Regions from separate parts of the Homo sapiens genome. Here region 2 is linked to region 1. The links are chromatin loops, found by intact Hi-C in ENCODE. Cell type or tissue: gastrocnemius medialis. All regions are shown on one strand. Links, peaks and the distances in the headings refer to the core of each region. The heading gives the core; the rest is flanking DNA.

Evidence for each region. Peaks named below come from ENCODE experiments on the same cell type or tissue, not always from the same donor. Only the 100,000 strongest peaks of a DNase experiment are listed, where the experiment ranks them.
Region 2: it touches region 1 in a loop (1.9-fold over the local background); 3 of 110 quality-filtered maps call a loop at or near these places.

Annotation. Positions count from the first base shown.
Region 1 is chr9:35,383,862-35,386,773 of GRCh38, forward strand. UNC13B (unc-13 homolog B) reads left to right here. Exons shown (of 40, transcript NM_001371189.2): 22 at 385-453; 23 at 1,863-1,952; 24 at 2,304-2,432. Among named protein-coding and RNA genes, the nearest start is that of RUSC2, 100 kb to the right of the region's middle. In gastrocnemius medialis, for the core only: a CTCF peak has its summit at 1,359 (motif pointing left); no DNase peak of the experiment used is centred there.
Region 2 is chr9:35,310,945-35,313,856 of GRCh38, forward strand. The region is part of intron 10 of UNC13B (unc-13 homolog B); the gene reads left to right. Among named protein-coding and RNA genes, the nearest start is that of UNC13B, 150 kb to the left of the region's middle. In gastrocnemius medialis, for the core only: no CTCF peak of the experiment used is centred there; DNase peaks (open chromatin) are centred at 1,172 and 1,524; H3K27ac peaks cover 2,500 bases.

The sequences.
Region 1 (2,912 bases), core at 313-2,812:
CAGACTCAAGAGAGAATGTGTTTGGAGTTTCTTCTTATCTAACTAAGATAAGTTACAGTCCCAAAGGTATAGAGATGCACTGGTCATGCCCTATTGACTCTCATATAGAAGGAGCCATTTCTCCCCCCAGGGACTTGGCTTTTTCCTTGTCAGTGTGAGATTTCCCAGATTGGGACAGAGCTGCAAAGAGATAGAACAGGGACTTTCTATCTCATTTTTTCCGTTACACTGTTTGTTGTTCTTCCCATGGGCAGGGATGTGTCTCCAACCCAATGCCTCCCGACTCTTTCTACTCATCCAGGGGTGGTTCTGTTTCTGTTATAGTTTAGGGGACTCAGACACAGGTTCTCTTTTTCTTCCCCTTTATTTGTTTCTCACCCTCAGAAAGAGAGATTTGTAAAACTGCTGGACCAGCTACACAACTCACTGAGGATCGACCTCTCTACATACAGGGTGAGTGAAGACACGGCTGTGGGCAGGATAATAGATATCAAGCACGGTCCCAGAGAGACTGTAGGCCAATCTTGGCTATAAAGATTGAGGCCAGGGAAAACTGGTCTGTGTCATCACATCCACCCAAATGGCCAATGCTACTGACACCTGTGGTTCTTTTAACTCCAGGGACCATGTGGTGTATAAATAGCAGCAGGTATGGTTAGTTTTTATAGACAGTTGTCTTTCCAACCTCATTCTTAACACTCTACTAAACTCTCTGGTGACATTCTCATTAGGGAGTTTCCTGAGGATAATCTCTTCCAGGAGTATCCTTTTAAAAAATTAGATACCTAATTACATTTCTTTTTTGCATTTTTCCATACTCTCCTCGTTTTCCAGCGGAGGTGTGAGAATCTGGCTAGGGGACAGAGAGTAGCTTGGCTTTTGCAAGTAATCTGTATCAGAGAGCATGTCCATTCCTAGTATAAAGGGAGGAAATAGGTATAGTAGGAGGATGGTTACTGGGACGGGACAGGATAAGGAAATGGGCAGTTTCTTAGTTCCTCCTATGTTAGATCTTAGAAATGGCTTCATTACTTGCTTTAAAGTGTGTGAATTTTCAGAACAGGCAATATATGCACATTAAAAAGTAAGTATAAAAACAACCTTAAAGTCAAAAAGAAATGAGGTTTTAATTGTCTGCACTCAAGTGCCCTCCATTTGCACAAATAATGGACAGCTGACTGTATATCTTATATTTGGCATATAAGTAGCCATTTGAAGGTTTAAAAACTGACCATTAATGTGAAGACAGGCTCAGCATCTCCCTTCAGCTCTTCATAGCAGCTCCCTCCTAAGACTCGTGCCAAAGTGAATGAAGTAAGGATGGCTGGAAATTCCTAAGGAACTCACTCCAAAAGCAGTTCTGCTCAGAGATCTGCCATCTGCTGGCTGCAGAACAGTAGAAGAGCTGGGTTCTATTGTACAAAAAGTACAGGTCCTGGACCTCAGTTTGGTCTGTAGTGTGGCTCCACTTATATTCCAGGATATACAGTTAGATTGTAATTTTCGAAGAACTCACTGTTGGTGTGTAAGAATCTTCATCCAAGAAAAAAGCATGTGTGTAAGTTTGTGTGTGCCTGTGTGTTCCTTTGTACAAGTGCTTATACATTGCATGGGAAGTAGGGCTGGAGGAGGATGTGTCACTTTCTAGGGTGGGGAGTATTAACCCCTGCTTTTGGCAAGAGCCTGTTTGCATCAATAGAAAAAAGAGAAGGAGACCTGTAACTTTACAGTGTTTTTGGCCAGCTCAACTAGAGAAAAACCCAGTAGGTAACAATTAGGGAAGCTTTTGATATCATCACTTTTGGCAGGGAAGGTTTTCATAGTCCTCTGTTCCTTTCTTACATTTGCTTGATTTGCAACAGAATAATTTCCCTGCTGGGAGTCCTGAACGGCTTCAGGACTTAAAATCCACAGTGGATTTGCTGACCAGCATTACTTTCTTCAGAATGAAGGTAAGAAATGGACTGGGGCTTGGGTGGTGCTGGGCTGGAGACCTGGCTACAGGAACGTGAAGAATGAGAATCATTGGGCAGAGTCTGAGGCTACAGGATTCATCACCTCTAAGCTTACATTTCTGTGTACCTGTTCCCTGGGTTACTTCTGAGAGAGCACATAGACTATGGATCCATGAGGATGGGGTGGAAGTTTTCCCTGTCAACTATCCTGGCAATTTCATCACAGGGAAAAGTCTAGGGACCCAGACAGGGATGAAAGAATCTAGAGTAGGTTTGGGGTAGTGCTAGGAGAATATCCCACCCAGGTGAGCAGGTCCTTGGGCCCATATTTCTTCTTTTAATTGGCAGGTACAAGAACTGCAAAGCCCTCCAAGAGCCAGCCAGGTGGTAAAGGATTGTGTGAAGGCCTGTTTGAACTCCACATATGAATATATCTTCAACAACTGCCACGACTTATACAGCCGCCAGTACCAGCTGGTAAGAGGTTCAGGATCAGGTGGGGCCAGCTGTCAGTGGCTCTTTGGAGCCTCAGTTTTCCTTCATGATGGTGGTGGAAAAGCACTCAGGACAAAGTACTTGATGTTCTCAAGGGTGAGTGAGTTGTGGAGTATGAACCATGTGGACCATGTGAGATATGTGGATGGAAAGAGACCCCTGGGCAAGATGAGACATACCTGAATTGAACAGAAATGGCAACAATAATGATGTTGAAGAAAGTAAACCTAAATTCATGCACAGTTCAGGGGTTGAGTAGGGGAATTCTCAGTCCATCCCAGAGTCTTTTTTTCTCCCTCAAGTTTAACTTTATTCTGACTCTTGCAGACTCTTGTAAGTTCTGGGCTTCCTTCCTCTGAGATCTGAAGTGGTCTCTGAGCTGCTGGCTCCTGGAAGCTTTACTTTTCCCTCTAATTACTTCTCTCTGAAATGTGTGGTTCTTCTGGGTTGTATTCATCCACT
Region 2 (2,912 bases), core at 92-2,591, 73 kb before region 1:
TTTCCAAGACATTTTGGAGATCTCTGAAGAATATTTGGGTTTTTGTTTGTTTGCTTTTGAGATAGGGTCTCACTCTGTTGTCCAGGCTGGCACGATCTTGGCTCACTGCAGCCTCAACAGCCTGGTCTCAAGCAATTCTCCCACCTCAGCTTCCTGAGTAGCTGGGACTACTAGGTGTGCACCACCACACCTGGCTAATTGTATGTTTATAGAGACAAGGTTTCACCATGTTGCCCAGGCTGGTCTTGAACTCCTGAGCTCAAGCAATCCACCTGCCTCAGACTCCCAAAGTGCTGGGATTACAGCGGTGTGCCACTGCACCCAGCCAGCACTTGGGTTCTTTGTAGTTAGTGAGCTGCAGTGTACCAGGGCTTCTTGAGTCTGCAGTTCATAGCTTACTAGTTGACCTTGTATATGGCAGCCTCTGAGTCAGGAACTGACTTGAGCCAGGTTATTTCATCCACTGGGGCTGTGGTAGGTACTTTGGCTGACTTCCTAACCTATTAAGAATGCTACTTTGACCTCTGGCCCAAACTTGTTCAAAGGGGTTGGTCAGGGTCAGTGTGTGTGCATGTACTTATGTACAGGTATATGTGTATGTGTGTTGAAGTACTCAGAACAGTGACCTGGTACCTATTCTGCTGGTATGGGCTAGAGGATCAGAAATCAGCCTGAAAATACCAGGCAATTAGGAGGAACTTAGGGAAAATCCCATTGGAAAATAACAGTGATTTCTGTTGTAACTTTTTTGGTGAACATTTTGTTTTGTTTTTCCCTGGCTGAGAAACCCAGGACAGAGTTAAGAAAGAATTGATCTAGAAGTCAGATTTAACCCACCCCTCAGCCTCCTCAGGGCCTAGCAATGTGTCTGCCAATTGGTATCCATAGGAAGAAAAATTTAAAATGTATCCTCTTTAACATCTCATAATGAAGCTGAGTACAGAGTCTGAATGTTATTACTGAGCTAAATCGGTTAGACTAGCTGATAGGTTGGAGCAGAGCCAGAGTTCTCAGTCTCGGCACTCGTGACATTTTGGGCCAGATTATTCTTTGTTGTGTATATTATAGGATGTTTAATAGCATCACTGGCCTCTACACACTAGATGCCAGTAGCAATCCTTGCAACCCTCAGTTGTGACAATTAAAACTGTCTCCTGACAGATTTCCCCTGGCGGGGACAGTTGCCCACTGGGGTAGAGTGATAAGGGATGGGTGTGACTTAGAGTTTCAAATTTCAAGATCTAATAATAAAGCCTCTCACTGAAACACCAGAGCACTGAATGCAGATTACATGGTAAAAATTAGGGAGTGACTGGTGCTTCTACTTTACCACTGGATTAATAGATGAGTCGCAAACCTTTCTGAAGATATTAACTTATTTTCTCTCTTCTTCCCTTTTTTGGTTTTTGGTCATCTCTGGTAGCTCATCTAATAGATGGGACATCCAGGAGGTGAGCTGTGGACCAGGCTTCTTATTGGGTTGATGACTCACTGAAAAACTGACTCTGGCTCTCCATAGACCTTAGACTTGGCAGTCACTGTTATCAGGGCAGAGTTCCTGGTGGAGAAGCAGAAGTGCCCAGCACAAGTCCTTGTCCTTCTCTACTGGTTGTGTCCTCTCAGGTCCTAGCTGTGAGAGTGAAACCCAGTTCTACCTTGGCCAGAAGTGCCCACAAATGTTTTACAACAGTTGACACATTTAGTTGGCATCAGAAACGACCATATATTTTAACATGTCTAGATGGTGGACACTTGTCTGCTGAATTGGCTGTAGACCTCAAAGAGAGAAAGGAGAAACATTGTTGCCAAGAATTAACCACTATTCTAGTTAATAATGTGGATAATGAGTTGTTCTAATGCAGGGTAGTGTTTCTGTCTCAAAGGTATTTTGTTATGTGTATTGTTCATTTTACTGAGGTTGTTCTAGAAGCAGCTCAAGGAACCAGATCATGGCAGTAAAAGGGCTGTGTGTTTTTTTTCTTTTCTTTCTTGGCACTTTTCATGTAAAAAGGAATGGGTAAGCCTTCTAAAATACTTAGTGGAGCAGGAAGGGTTTGCAGGAACAAAATTCTGCCCTAAGGATGCTATGCAAAAGCCCCAAGGGAACTGATCGTTTTAAGAAGTGCAGTGAGAGGGGTTGAAAGGCTTATTCCACCCCTCTCTGCATGGTTTCTATACTACGTATTGACTCAGGGCTCTCGCCATTGCCTCTAGAGTCCTGATCCCAGACTGTTCCAGGGAGCTACCACATTGGGTAAATGACAAAAACGAGTAGGAAAAGAGGGAACAGATGAAAAGCTAAAAGGAATTGTCATTTTAGAGATGAATTATTTTCACATTGAGTATTCAGTACTATGCTGCTCATTGGGTAAATGAAAAAGAAGGAAAAGAAGGAACAGATGAGGCGCAGTGGCTCACGCCTGTAATCCCAGCACTTTGGGAGGCCGAGGTGAGCAGATTGCTTGTGCTCAGGAGTTCAAGACAAGCCTGGGCAACATGGCGAAACATCGTCTCTACAAAAAGTACAGAAATTAGCTGGGTGTGGTGGCACGCACCTGTAGTCCCAGCTATTTGGAAGGCTGAGGTGGGAGGATTGCCTGAGCCCAGGAGATTAAGGCTGCAGTGAGCCGTGATCATGCCACAGCACTTCAGCCGAGGCAACAGGGTGAGACCCTGTCTCAAAATAAATAAATAAATAAATAAATAAATAAATAAATAAATAAATAAATAAAAGAGGGAACAGATGAGAAGCTAAAAGGAGTTATCGTTTTAGAGAGGAATTGTTTTCACATTGGATATTCAAGTACTATGCTGTTTTAGTAGCCTGAATCACTAAATAAGTGTAGGCATGAGTACAAACCATTTTATTTTAGACATTTGGCAGTCTTGCCTTGAGCAGTGTCACCTTGTGG